3 separate regions of the Homo sapiens genome follow, and regions 2 and 3 are each linked to region 1. A link is a contact called in ENCODE Hi-C or POLR2A ChIA-PET data. All regions are on one chromosome and are shown on one strand. The core of a region is the stretch at or near the end of the contact, and the rest is flanking DNA. Distances in the headings are between cores, read along the strand shown.

What was found. Hi-C counts contacts between places; a loop is a spot of excess contacts on that map. ChIA-PET counts read pairs that join two places held with the same protein, here RNA polymerase II (POLR2A). Pooled maps may share reads with other maps.
Region 2: a loop to region 1 is called in a map with no recorded cell type, with 7 times the contacts of the local background. The contact joins the enhancer-like site here to the promoter of SLC25A3 in region 1. A Hi-C loop is called at or near these places in 1 of 37 single-sample maps with no recorded cell type and 3 of 50 pooled maps. POLR2A ChIA-PET finds 5 or more read pairs at or near these places in 1 of 52 experiments (naive thymus-derived CD8-positive, alpha-beta T cell).
Region 3: a loop to region 1 is called in a pooled map, with 13 times the contacts of the local background. The contact joins the promoter of NR2C1 here to the promoter of SLC25A3 in region 1. A Hi-C loop is called at or near these places in 6 of 50 pooled maps.

The regions. Positions count from the first base shown.
Region 1 is chr12:98,590,367-98,595,155 of GRCh38, reverse strand. SLC25A3 (solute carrier family 25 member 3) reads right to left here and starts at 1,470. Exons shown (of 8, transcript NM_002635.4): 1 at 1,416-1,470; 2 at 1,021-1,181. The coding sequence starts at 1,177. It also overlaps the pseudogene PPIAP8. RefSeq lists enhancers at 431-1,055, 1,379-1,478, 1,056-1,680, 1,729-1,948.
Region 2 is chr12:94,206,289-94,211,077 of GRCh38, reverse strand. PLXNC1 (plexin C1) reads right to left here. Exons shown (of 31, transcript NM_005761.3): 5 at 1,374-1,488. Among named protein-coding and RNA genes, the nearest start is that of PLXNC1-AS1, 32 kb to the right of the region's middle. RefSeq lists enhancers at 2,370-2,629, 3,280-3,349. Within about 2 kb of position 2,302, at least 12 of the 41 ENCODE cell types and tissues checked have a DNase peak (open chromatin) inside an H3K27ac peak, as active enhancers do.
Region 3 is chr12:95,071,531-95,076,319 of GRCh38, reverse strand. It overlaps NR2C1 (nuclear receptor subfamily 2 group C member 1), which reads left to right and starts at 2,702. Exons shown (of 14, transcript NM_003297.4): 1 at 2,702-2,940. RefSeq lists enhancers at 2,605-2,924, 2,615-3,115 and a silencer at 3,005-3,284.

The DNA of each region.
Region 1 (4,789 bases), core at 221-2,720:
AAATTATTAACCACTGGTAAGAGCACACTTCAGAGTACAAACGAAACTCAGAAAGATCACTCGACATGTAAAAGGCTTGCAAACAACTTCAAAGTTTATCCCAGCCACTAACCAATACTATCCCCACTTAAGAACTCCTGTAACATAAAAACGGATACGCACAAATTCCTGCAGTCAAATACATTTAATACACAAATAATGTTAGCTTTAACTTTTAAACTGAACGACAGATAGTGTAAATAAGGACTCTATCCATACTAAAGACAACAGAAGCACATGAATGATTTAAAGAAAAAAATCTTTCGATTTTACAGGCACAAGGTAGATAACATTCTTAGGACTCCTACAATTCGGTTTTCAGGTTTCTCTGTATGTACATACTTCACTAGGATTTAAAACACACACAACTAAGTTAAAGCTGGGCCCAACCACCAAGAATCCCAAGAGATAATCACACCAAAGGGACGCCCACCAATTATCTCCTTTCTATTGCCTATGTAGGGCTGCAAGCTGCCTCCTCCAGTCGCACGAAAACAGGACATCTAGTTATCTCATATACAATTAAGTGCAAAAATGACTGACCTGGCGTCGACAAATATAAAACTTAGGAAAGGACTATTTTTAAGAAAACTAAGGGCAAATCAAAGGACAGGTAATATAGTTAGTAGAACTGTGGGTGGTCAGTAGTTTCGGGAGGAGAGTTTACCCAGTACTTAGTTTGCTGACCAAGCGAGCTCACGGCGGAGAAAGAGCTAGTCACGGCCTCTCTTCCCTCGGGCACACGGAGGTCACGAAGGGACACAGGGCCTCAGCGCTTCCACGCCCTTGAGGGAAGGCCAAGGATCTGACACCCGCCTATGGTGGAAAAGGCCGATACCCCAGGGCAAGCAACTGGGCGCCGTCCTACGGTGCAGCGGGCTGGACTCGTCCTTCCCTGTCCTCCAAGCCGGGTCCAGGCCTCAAAGGCTGGGCGGCCCACAAGTAGACCACACGACTGTATTGGGCAGGGTCTGATCTCACCTTCCACGGCGGCGGCTGCCAGGTTGCGAGGGCGGCGGGGCTGGCCCGTGGGCCCTGGGGAGCTGCTGCGGAGGTCCCCGAGACCATCGTGCACCAGCTGCAGATGTGGCGTGTTGAAGGGGTTCGCCCGCGCCAGGTGCGCCACGGACGAGAACATCTTTCTAGGGGAGGAGGGAGCGACGGTTAGAGGACAGGCAAGGCGCCGGTTAACGTTACCGGCGCCCTGGAACCCCAACCGGGGCCTTTTCCTTCCCGTCTCCACGCCCTTGAAGAGGTCACGGCGGCCTTCGAAAGAGGCTGCTCCCGGCTGGGCCCACCGCCAAAGCAGCGGCCCCACAGGAGCTCTGGGCTCCGCTCCCCACACCCGCCACAGGAGAAGGCCCGGCCACACTCACTCCCTAAGATGGCGATCACACAACCACTCCCTTGGAAAGGTTGCGGCTCACAGAGGCCGGACGTCCTCCGGGTCCTAAGATGTGTGCCCTTCGCGCGTCGTCGGCGTGACGCACACAGCGCGCCACTGCAAGTACGCGTCGCCCATTGGTGGAGAAGAGCGCCGAGCCCGTAGCGTCATCGCGTTCTCCTAGCAACCTTATTCCCGCCCCTGCCCGCCCCAGCTCTTCCGCCCGGCTTGTGCGCGGGAGGATTCGTTCTGCGCAGGCGCGCGTTCCGGGTCTATATTTTTTGAGAGGGGTCGGGCTCGAGCTCTTACCCTGCTCGCTTTGTCCCTTCACCTTCAGGTGTCTCTCCTTGACCACGGGCTTCAGTTCGCTTCACTTAAGTGAATCACAGTATCTAGTAGTCACTTAAAAAACAAAACAAAACGCGAATGCTTGATAATATATTTAGGTGTTGGAGTTACAACATCACTGCAGTACTTTGTGTCACAACTTCTGCCATTACAGTACTTTTTAAAATAAGTTCCATCCATTGACATTAAACATAGGTATGTCTGTATTTTTCATCAGACTCCTGGAGAATATTTTAAAAAGAAATGTGCAGCAAGAAGTCTTACGACAGCTTGCCGCGTTATCACAGTAATCTACAGAACACGTTGAAACATTGAACTCCTGAGATGTTACAGCGATGAACTACTGAAAGTGACTGATAGCAGATTGTGCGTGTGTGTGGTTAATACATTTAGGAAGCTTTCATTAGATTCAGCTCAACAGGGAGGGGCGTAGTTTAGTTGGGGAGAGTTTAATAGGGATTCAACCTGTTAGACTTCTGACTCTTATATTTTCCAAGCTCTTGACAAAGTAACCTTGGGAATTTACTTCATCTCTGTGTACCTGTTCCCTAGATGTAAGATAGGGGTGGGACTGGCCTCATAGGTTCACACTGGTACAGTCACACATGGCCTTACACTTCATTTAATGCTCTGCTGTCATTTTGATTTTTTTTTTTTTTCTTTTGAGATGGAGTCTTGCTCTGTCGCCCAGGCTGGAGTGCAGTGGGGCGATCTCAGCTCACCGCAACCTCCGCCTCCCGGGTTCAAGCGATTCTCCTGTCTCAGCCCCCGGAGTAGCTGGGACTACAGGCGTGCACAACCACGCCCGGCTAAGTTTTCTATTTTTAGTAGAGACAGAGTTTCGTCACGTTGGCCAGTCTGGTCTCGAACTCCTGAGCTCAGGTGATCCGCCCACCTCGGCCTCCCAATGTGCTGGGATTACAGGCCTGAGCCACCATGCCCGGCTTGAAATTCTTAATACATGTATGAACAAGGGGCCACGCTTTTTTTAGTTTGCACTGGACCCTGCAAATCAGGTGTCTGGTTCTGGATGGGAGTAATACTTACCTTGCAGAGTCTATGAGAACTCAATGAGATAATGTCTAAAAGTCTACAGAAGATGTTACCTAAAAAAAGTTAGCATTGGCCGGGCGAGGTGGCTCACGCCTGTAATCCCAGCACTTTGGGAGGCCGAGGCGGGCAGATCACGGGGTCAGGAGATCGAGACCATCCTGGCTAACACGGTGAAACCCCGTCTCTACTAAAAATACAAAAAATTAGCCGGGCGAGGTGGCGGGCGCCTGTAGTCCCAGCTACTGAGGAGACTGAGGCAGGAGAATGGCGTGAACCCAGGAGGCAGAGCTTGCAGTGAGCCGAGATCATGCCACTGCACTCCAGCCTGGGCGACAGAGCAAGACTCCGTCTCAAAAAAAAAAAAAAACAAAAAAACAAAAGTTAGCATTGAGGCTGCGGCATCACGGCACTCTCTAAGCAACCCTATCCCAGACCCAGCCCTTCTGGCCCAACTAAAGTCCTACAGTCCCAGGAAGAATTCCAGAGTGGAGGGCACAGGAAGGGAAGTAGTGACAGATAAAGTTAAAAAAGTACACTAGCACCTGATTGTCCAGGGCCTCACATACCAGACTGAGGAGTCTGATCTTATGTAGACAGAGGTAGTCACTGAAGGGTCTGGACTTTCTCTCTCTCTTTTTTGGTTAATTCAACTTTATGGTGCTTTTCTAATTTAAAAATCCTTTGTCATGAAAAAGTCAAATATTATGTAAAAATATATGACTGTAGTGAATCTTCCTATTCCCTTCCCCCAGCACCGGGTAATACCGTGACCCTTTGCTGCACATTTTTTCAGCTGGAACAGCTGGTACCCTTCACCATGGGGCTGCACATGCTCGTGGCCCAGAACTCACAGAAGTTGATCTAGAAGATACAGTGGTAACTGAAGGAGCTGCAGGCCCAGCTCCTACCCCATGTGGGAGCTGGTGACCTTCAGAATGTAATGACTGTTGCTCCACTTCTGCCTTCCAAACTGCACACATTTCTCTTATAGCTAGCCCTAACCCAAAACTATGCAGGGAAAGGAATCTAGGAAATGTGGTTCTAGCCTAGCTAAGTTGACATGGTAAAAAAAACACCACTGGGCTTTGCAGGCACCGCTGCTGCCAGGAGCCCTGTGCTATCAGCCATGGTCAACCCCACCGTGTTCTTTGACACGGAGCCCTTGGGCCGCATCTCCTTTGAGCTGTTTGCAGACAAGTTTCCAAAGACAGCAGGAAACTTTCATGCTCTGAGCACTGGAGAGAAAGGATTTGGCTATAAGGGTTCCTGCTTTCACAGAATTGTTCCAGGGTTTATGTGTCAGGGTGGAGACTTCACATGCCATGATGGCACTGGTGGCAAGTCCATCTACAGGGAGAAATTTGATGACAAGAACTTCATCCGGAAGCATACAGTTTCTGGCATCTTGTCCATGGCAAATGCTGGACCCAACGCAAACAGTTCCCAGTTTTTCATCTGTGCTGCCAAGACTGAGTGGTTGGATGGCAAGCATGTGGTCTTCAGCAAGGTGAAAGAAGGCATGAATATTGTGGAGACCATGGAGTGCTTTGGGTCCAGGAATGGCAAGACCAGTAAGAAGATCACCATTGCTGACTGTGGGCAACTCTAATAAGTTTGACTTGTGTTTTATCTTAACCACCAGACCATTCCTTCTGTAGCTCAGGAGAGCACCCTCCACCCCATTTGCTCGCAGTATCCTAGAATCTTTGTGCTCTCACTGCAGTTCCCTTTGGGTTCTATGTTTTCCTTGTTCCTTTCCATGCCTAGCTAGATTGCAGAGTTAAGTTTATGATTATGAAATAAAAACTAATTAACAACAGCAACAAAAAAAGTACCAGAGTCTATCGGTTGTCAACATGGCATCAATGAACACCTCTTGTAATCATATTTAACTTCCAGACAAAAACTAAAGAGCAAAATCAGACTTCTACCTAACATGAAGCAGCTGTCCCTTGGACAATTGTG
Region 2 (4,789 bases), core at 1,053-3,552, 4.4 Mb after region 1:
ATTTAATGAACAAGCTACTTCCTCCCACTACATTTAGCTGAAGTATTATCCTTAAATTTTTATAAATAACATAAGAAAAAAAATCTTCCAGAATTTTAACCACTTATCAGAGTCCTGGGTATATTCAAGGATTATGGTATTCTACTTTCTACTATTCTCTATTAGCGCCAAATTTGGCTATTTTTCAGACTGATGAGAGAAATTAGAATTTGGATATACCTATGTTTAGATGCCTAAGAATCTTTTCCACCAAATCTATTCACTCTGATTCAGGACTGGTAGAAGTTTGTATGAAAGTTATTATTATTATTTTTTTTCTCCAGGAAGACAACAGAAAGTGACAACAGCCAAATAACTTTAAATCTGTTCGTTCTGATCAGTTACAACTTAGAAGCTTGATTATTTTATTATTTATCACTCATTAAATACTTTGGCTCTCCTTTATTAAATGTTAAATCATCGTAAGTGGTAAAGTTCTTGCTATTTCTCTGAAATGGCAAAGTGTAAGGGAAAAGAGAAAGTGGCCCATTTCCTTGTTAATATGGCATTCAAACAGAACACAGTGAGCTCAACAGACAGGTCAGCTGGCTGCTGTACAGTTATTCATAACAGAGGACTCTGTACAATTATTCATAACACAAGAGCCGTCATTAGGGAGAAAATGCCTCCTTATAGCACCACTGAGACTGCAAGGCAGGAATTCCCTTTTTCCGTAGGGCACGGTTGGCGTGTGCATTTGAAAATGCTTAAATATGCTCCTTGCTCCCTTCTCTCATCCAATGACAGGACTGATGTGTTGTCAAGAGTGGTGCTGCCATAGCAAGGGTCCACTGGCTTTCCAAAGGACCTCACTTGCAATGGTCACTGCCCATGTTGGTCTTCTCTCCATCGCTACCAAGACTGTTGGAAGCTATGTTCATAAGATGGTTACTGGGGAAGCCTCAACACATTAGGATAAGGGACCATTACACTAAACAAAATTCTGCAATTAAGCCACCTTTAAGGTATCTCGTTGACCATGAATCTGAACCTCTTTTTTCTTTATTTTCAAAAGCAATATGTATTTCTACAACATTAGAAGTCCAACTTTTCTTCCAGTTCAACCATTGAGGGTCATCTTCAGCTCCACAAGACGACAAACTCCATGAGAGCAGGCCCATGATGTGACTTGGTTACCGCTGTATCCCCAGCACCTTGCAGAGTGGATGGCATCTGGTGGGCACTCAATATTCGTTAATGAGTGCTAAATGAATGGAGTGCTATCACTAAGCATGTTTGATTGCTAATGGATATTTTACACACAGAAGAAATTTAGCATCCGCTGTGCAAAATGAGACAATACAACGAGGACAAATTAAAATCTTTCCTCTTACCTTTTCTTTACTGCTTCGAATTATCTGAATTTTAGGGCACTTTTTTGCTCCAGACGAAATATCCAGCCAGTTTTCTAAGTTCTCTGAATGTACACAATCTCCTTGAAAAGTGCACCTAAAAAAACGAGGCAACAAAACAGCGACCCCATACGTGTGTTAGTTAAAACAGCGACCCCATACGTGCATTAGTTAAAACTTTCTTATACTTGGCTTCAGTACAAAATGCCAGACCTTGTACAGTGGATTATTGATTTGAGCGAGAATAGGAACATGATGCTAAAACCATGAAAAGCAACAAGAAAACAGCAGAGCATTTTTTTCCATCATGTCTAGGAGCAAAGAACAAATGTAGACAACATGGTGAACTTCGACTCCTGAGCCATCTCTCAAGATGACATCGCCAAATATATCTGAAACACATCCTCCCATGGATTCTGAAATAGGGAGCTCCCTTTTAGAAATGCCTAGCAAAGAACAGCTCAAGGAAGAGTTCACATATTGTATAAATTTTAGGTTTGCTATTCATTCTCAGAATATCAACCTATTGTGTAACTTGATTTTGTTTAAAAATAATAACAAAGTTACTATTTTGTGCTTTGCAGTATGATAATTAAATAGAAAAATTTCAAGGGCAGAGTCTGCCTAAGAATTTGATAAGACATTCCATAACCATCTGCTACATACCATTTATTTAGACAGATACCAAATTATATCAAAAGATATAGGTGAAACATTTTTCCAGGGCCATTTTCCCAAGTCAGCCAGCTCAGAGGCTGACCCAGATAAGTCTTAAGCTGTGGCCAGGGCCAACTACTTTGATAAAGAGATGCTCAGAAGCTGAGTGGTGAGATCACTGGCTTGCTTGATGTGTCAGTCACTCTAGGTCACACTAACTTGGGAACCCTTGCCTCACCAGACGGGGCACCAACCTGGCAAGAAGAACAAATACCAACAGCACGTTATCGCCAAAGGGTGTTGGACTCCACAGATATTCCATTGAATAGCATCAAGGAAAGAACGAAATATTTCTAGTACTACACCTCCTCAAGGCTGAAGATTAAAATGCAGGGGTGGTAAACCAGTGATGGTGAATTTTTAAAAGAAACTGAAAACACATGAATCATGAGATTGAAAAGCAACCAAATGATGACCACATTCAGCTACGGGGAGTCCCGGAGGGGATCCGAGCGGAATGAGGAATGGATGGGCCCAAACAGTGTATTTGGCTTCCTAAAGGTTTTATTTTTTCTCCTTTCTCTACTCTCTCTCTCTTTCAATTCTTAAGAATTTAGGCCTCATGGCTTCATCTTTGAGCTCTGTGTTAATTTGAATATGGCAAAAATAGAACAGGAAGTCAGTGAGTTTCACTAAACGTCATCCCCAAGCACAATACCTTTAGCATGTCACCGGCTTCTGACATTTGGGGAACCCTGCTCCCAATAAGCACATCTGTGTTCCACCTCCCACTACATCTGTGTCAGTTTCTTCTCCAACATTATAACCATGGGGATTTTCATCGGCAATTCTCCAAAGCCATAAATTTATCTGACCCTTGATGGCTAGCTCATCCGTCAAAGACATTAAGTTCAAATTAAACCGCCTGTCAATGTCAGAGAGAGTTTGCAACGGAGAGACAAGCACTGCTGGATTGAAAAACAGAATGACGAAGCTGGTTCTTTCGGTTGTATCTGAAATAGATCATGACTGTCAAAAACTCCCTGCCTCTCATGGGCACTCCGGTTTGTGTAAGGCACTTCCTCTGCCTATAAGAAAAAAAAAAATAAGCCAATTCCGAAGAGACTGGAGTACAAATATTTTTGTTGGCTCTTAATGCTGCCTGGGAGTCAAAGCCTAAGGCTGCCAAAAAAACAAGTGTAAAATATTTCATACAAATAGTGCTACAATTTGCCAATTTGTAGGCAGAAAACAGTAGTGCCACTGAGTTATCACTCCCTTTTCTGAACTCCTATAGCATTTCTTGTCAGAAGTACATATTTCGGTATTTAATCATATGCTGCCTCGAATTACAACTTAACTATTTCATAAGTCTATCTCAGTTCTCCCCAAGTAAGCTCTAAGCTCCTCAAAGAAGGGAGAAGGTCTTTAATATTTCTTTAGCAAATCCCTCAGTGTCTGGCAGCATGATATGCAAATACTAGGGTTTCAATAAATATTTTTGAATGAAAGGATGAAATATGAAATCTCTATAGGTCTTTTCTGTTGCTGATTTTTCTTTCTAGAGTTTTAATTCATGTCTGACTCCTCCTCATGCCAAAGAGACTATTTTTAAAACAAGCAAAAAGTTTAAATCTGGGGACAAATTGGGGGTGAGGTTTCCATTTTACTTTTTGAAAAAAAAAGGGAAAAGAAAGTATAAAATGAACCTTTCATTTTTTATTCTGCATAAGGCAAAAACAAAATCTAACCATGTTAAGCAACTAAACATAAATTCCTTGTTTTTATATATATATAAAAAAACAACCCACCACCTCTGAACTCCTATTCTTTGCCTCTCACCAGTACAAATAAAAAATGAAAAAATAAAAAGCAAACCATGACACCAAGTATGTATAACCAGATGGCCAGCCAACAACAGTATCTTATTACTTCTCAAATACTGCAGATTATAAAATCTTCATGACAGCATATTACTCATACATTTACATTTCTTACAGAGCAGATCTTATAGCTCCCATATTTTAGTAAACAAAGCTAGTTACTCTGAAATAATTCCTTTTGAAAGCTATCACTCTAATTCCTGCGTATCAACAAGAGCAACGGTCAAGTGCATAAACACTTGAGCCACTGCCCTAATTAAATTAAAATCTCATTGTCACACAGGACTCTTAGTGAGGCTGATTCTTCAGTGATGCACTCTCAGATAGGCTGATATCTTAATGGCTTCATTTCAATTTCTTCAGGCCAAGAATAGGAGGAAAATTGGATTTGGATAAGAATGGACATATTCTAGGGAAACTGGTAGAGATATATTTGCTTTCTTGACTTACTATTACTTTTGCTCCATCCTCTACTGAGGATCTATCCCAAAGTCCTCAGACTCCCAGTCAGTATTTTATTTTTCTAGTCCTTATTTCCACTTAGAGCTAATACTTTCATGATAAAGCCTGCAGGCAGACACAAGCCTATTTGCAAATTAGAATACAGAACCTGCCCAAATGCAAAGAAAAGATTGCCTGAAGGAAAAAAAAAAAAATCCCCCAAACCAAAAAGTTAATTTAAAAAGACTTCCCTTATGTGAAAAACACTGTATGTAGAAACAATTCAGTCAATGAAACTATTTAAGAAAGCTGTTCTTGTTAGTTTGCTATAAAATCTGCTGTAGAGCTTAATGTATTCGAGATAATACTAGAGTTTGATATTGGCATTCAACTATATAAGTATGTAACCGCCCCCTC
Region 3 (4,789 bases), core at 1,453-3,952, 3.5 Mb after region 1:
TCACTTGAGGTGAGGAGTTCGAGACCAGCCTGGCCAACATGGTGAAACCCTGTCTCTACTAAAAATACAAAAAGCTTAGCCAGACATTGTGGTGTGCGCCTGTAATCCCAGCTACTCGGGAGGCTGAGGCACAAGAACCTCTTGAACCCAGGTGGCGGAGGTTGCAGTGAGCTGAGATCAAGCCACTGCACTCCAGCCTGGGCAACAGAGTGAGACTCTGTCTCAAAAATAAATAAACTTCATTTACCTCTTTTCCTGAAGCATAATTAATGGAAACGCTTCTTCACCTACAAATGATGTTCCTAAAATGGCTTCTACTTCCAAGTTTTAACAAGTCAACTTATTGTGACTTAAGTGAATTAATTGGGTGATAAGGGGTAACCACAAGCATCACTATAGGCATACATATTCTCCACCAAGAATAGTGAAGAGGTCTCAGATTGCCTGTATCCATTAGGCCTATAGTGCAGTCATGCACTGCATAACAATATTTCAGTCAAGGACAGACCACATATACAATAATGGTTGCATAAGATTATAATCCCCTATTTTTACTGCACTTTTTTTTTAAAAGGACTTAGTTTACTTTTTCTATGTTTATATATATTTAGATACACAAATACCTACCATTATGTTACAACTGCCTACAGTATTCAGTAACATGCTGTACGGGTTTGTCCTAGGTTTGTGACTTAAGAGCAACAGACTACAACATACAGCCTAGGTGTGTCTAGGCTAGACCATCTAGGTTTGTATAAGTACGCTCTATGATGAGAGTAAAATGAAATTGCCTAAGGACTCATTTCTCAGAACATATCCCTGACGTGACTATACTTTCATAATTTTCACCTTTGGGACCAGCTTATGGTATTGGCAGGGGTCTCCCTTAAAACCAAACCAAATACACAACAAATAATGCTAAAAGGTAGAGGTTGGAAAAAAAAAAAAGTTTCACTCTCGCCCAGGCTGGAATGCAATGGTGCCAACACTGGACCAGACTCCTGGGCTTAAGCAATCCTCCCACCTCAGCCTCCTCAGTAACTAGGAATACAGGCCTGCACCACCATGCCTTTTTTTTTTCTTTTTTTTTTAAGAGATGGAGTCTCACTATGTTGCCCAGGCTGGTCTCAAACTCCTGGCATCAAGCAAGCCTCCTACCTCAGCCTCCCAAGGCTCTGGGGGCAGAAGCCACTGTGCTCAGCAGAGGTGGATTTTTAATGAGGGATAAAGCATATTTTTACTTGTTAGGGATTGTTTCATGCCTTGATCTCTGTCCGTCTGCCTAGTTCCAGAGAGAAATAACAGAGATGTTCTCATTCCCAGCAAACGTTTGTTTTTCCTTCCTTGGATTTCTGCCCTGAGTTTGTGGCTGCTTTCCTACAGTGCCGACCTAAGCTAGATAAAATAGAAATTTCATGACAAAACAAAGGAGATTTAAAAAAAAACTAGAAATTTCAAGAATGCTTCAAAATCTAAAGCGCAGAGTACTTTGCACACAGGGCAGTTATTCCTGCCACACCTTGCCACTACAGGTGGCCACTGTCAGAATGCGATGTTCCACCAATGTCTCTTCATTTCACAATTTGAAAAATTTTTTTTGTGGAGGCAGGGTTTTGTTATCTTGCCCAAGCCGGTCTCCAACTGCTGGCCCCAAGTGATCTTTCCTTGGCCTCCCAGCAGCCACTTGCCTGGCTTTCATTTCATACATCATTATTGAATAGCAGGCATTGTCCTATGTGCTTGGTAATACATCACTGAGCAAAACAGACAAAAAACGGCCATTGAGGATAATCCTCAATATATAATAATATATATATTATAGAGAGGATGTGGAATATACATATATATGTGTGTGTGTATATATAGAGAGAGAGAGAAAGACTCATTGTGTCACCCAGGCTGGAGTGCGGTGGTGTGATCTTGGCTCACTGCCGTCTTGACTCAGGTGATCCTCCCACCTCAGCCTCCAAGTAATTGGGACGACAGGCACGCGCCACCAGGACTGGCTAATTTTTTTGTAGAGACGGGTTTTCGCCATGTTGGCCAGGCTGGCCTCAAACAACCGGGCTCAAGTGATCCGTCCGCCTCGGCCTCCCAACTTGCTGGGATTACAGGCGTGAGCTACCGTGCCCAGTCTCTAGTGATTATATTCTTGCCCTGTTTAGCCATTATGTCTCTTTACTCACAACAGTTTATAAGTGAAACTTTGCCTTACCATTTGCATGAGTCGGCCTCAGCTTGTCATTATATATAAAGCTTACTAATGTAAATGACGAGTTAATGGGTGCAGCACACCAACATGGCACATGTATACATATGTAACGAACCTGCACGTTGTGTACATGTACTCTAGAACTTAAAGTGTAATACAAAAAAAAAAAAGTTTAAATATGATTGGACTCTACCCCAGAGCCCAGTTTTCCAGAAATTAGAAACAGATATGCCTAAGACCCAGAGGGTTATTTATTACTCAAATCTAAAACGTTGACTCAAAACCTCCCCTAATGCCCACCTTTGGCAAACGATGCTTAAACCTTTGCACGTGGCTTCAAAAATTACCTGGCTGGGAACGCGTAGCTCTGGCGGGGCACTCTGCCTCCAAGCCAAAAGGGGGCAGTGGACTCACAGAGCCGCTGCTCGGCCCTCCGATCCCTCCACCCCACCCTGGGAACGTCACGACCTCCTCTCGCCGCTTCTCCCCGTTGCTAATGCGCAGGCGCTGGCGGGATAGCGCGCCGCCGAGCCGAGAAAGAGGTCACGAACTCTGACCCCCCAGAAATACCCAAACACAGAAAGCTCTCTCCGCCGTGAATCTCGATCCCACATCCCGTCGGCTTTCTTCAACCTCTCTTCCCGGAGCGCCCCCCAATCCACGAGTGGCAGCCGCGGGACTGTCGCGTCGGCGCCCGACGCCGGAGTCAGCAGGGCGCAAAAGCGCCGGTAAGAAACGCTGGGTGGGGACACCAGCGACCGCGTCGGGGGCGGGGGCCAGGGGGTGCCCTTCACCCCAACCGCCAACGGACGCGGTCCCAGCGCATCCCCCGGCCGGCGTCCTGCGGCCAGCGGAGCCGTTCAGTTTGGGAGCGCCGCTTGGGGCTGCTCGACTTCGGCTGGGAGCGCGGAGCTGCGGCGCCAAATGCGCGGGGCCCCGGGAGAGGCGGGGGCGACAGGGGCGGCGGGACGCGGGGCCGGACGGCGAGCGGCTTGGAGCACACAACCCCCTTTCCAGCTGCGCTTACCGCAGCGCCTCTGACCTTTAACCTGCAGGGAAAGCTTCCGCGGCGCTGCAGCTTTCCCCGCCCGGGAGAGCCGCGCGCAGCGCCGGGGCTTCCAGGGCGCACGGCTAACGCCGGCACGAGTGAGACGTGGGAGAGGCCGACCCTCGGCTAGTGGCCGCAAGTCCCGGCCTGCATCCCGTCACTAACTCCCGTGCTTTCACGGGACGGACAGAATGACTCCCCCCACTTTCACTTTTCTCTCACGGCAAATCTGGCCAGGGTCGTCGCTGCCTGTGGGCCTGGATCTTTTCAGAAGAAATGGAACGGCCCCAGGGTTCTCACTGCAGGGGGCATGTCCAAGCTTCCGATAGATAGCTCTTTTGTTAAGAAATAATTCTTCCAACTCGGGCAGATACCATTTTTGTGCAGTACGAATGTTGCCAGGTTGTCCCATAATCTTCAGTAAGTAGGTCAGCCTTTAAAAAAGTAACCGGAAAGCAAAAGCAGAAAGACCTAAAATTACGGCCTTTAGGGTTTAGTACCGCTAGAATTTGTAAATGGACCTTCGATTTTGAGCTTTTTTGAACCATTTCTGCTGTGTGGTTGGTGATACTCGATTTTTTTTTCTTTTTTTTTTTTTTTTTTTGAGAGGGAGAGGGAGTCTCACTGTCGCCAAGCTGGAGTGCGGTGGCGCGATCTCGGCTCACTGCAACCTCCGCCTCCAGGTTCAAGCGATTCTCCTGTCTCAGCCTCCCGAGTAGCTGGGATTACAGACACGAGCCACCACACCCAGCTAGTTTTTTTGTTTTTGTTTTTGTTTTTGTTTTTTGTATTTTTAGTAGAGGTGGGGTTTCACTATGTTGGCCAGGATGGTCTTGATACTCTGACCTCGTGATGTACCCGCCTCTGATCCACCCGCCTCGGCCTCCCAAAGTACTGGGATTACAGGCGTGAGCCACCGCGCCCGGCCGATGATTGTTTTTAAACTTTGCTTTAAGTCCAGTTAGTATATCTGAAAAAGCGATGTGTATTTCTATCATTAAAAGTGGGTCGCGGCTGGGCGCGGTGGCTCACACCTGTAATCCCAGCACTTTGGGAGGCTGAGGTGGGCGGATCATCTGAAGTCGGGAGTTCGAGACCAGCCTGACCAACATGGAGAAACCCCGTTTCTACTAAAAATACAAAATTAGTCGGGCGTGGTGGCGCACACCTGTAATCCCAGCAACTCCGGAGGCCGAGGCAGGAGAATTGCTTGAACCCGGGAGGCGGAGGTTGCAGTGAGCTGAGATCGCGCCATTGCACTCCAGCCTGGGCAAGAAGAGCGAAACTCCGTCTCAAAAAAAAAAAAAAAAGTGGGTTTTATGAAATGTTGCTAATCTTAGTTTTTCAAGGGGCATGTTAGTTTCTTCTAGGAAAGGTTTTTTTGTTTTGTTTTATAGAAATGGTGGGGGGCCTCATTTTGTTATCCAGACAGATCTCTGGCCTCAAGCTATCCTCCTGCCTCAGCCTGTTGAGTAGCTGGAATTACAGGCACCGCATCTTAAGGAAGGATTTTGAGGGAGCAAACATCC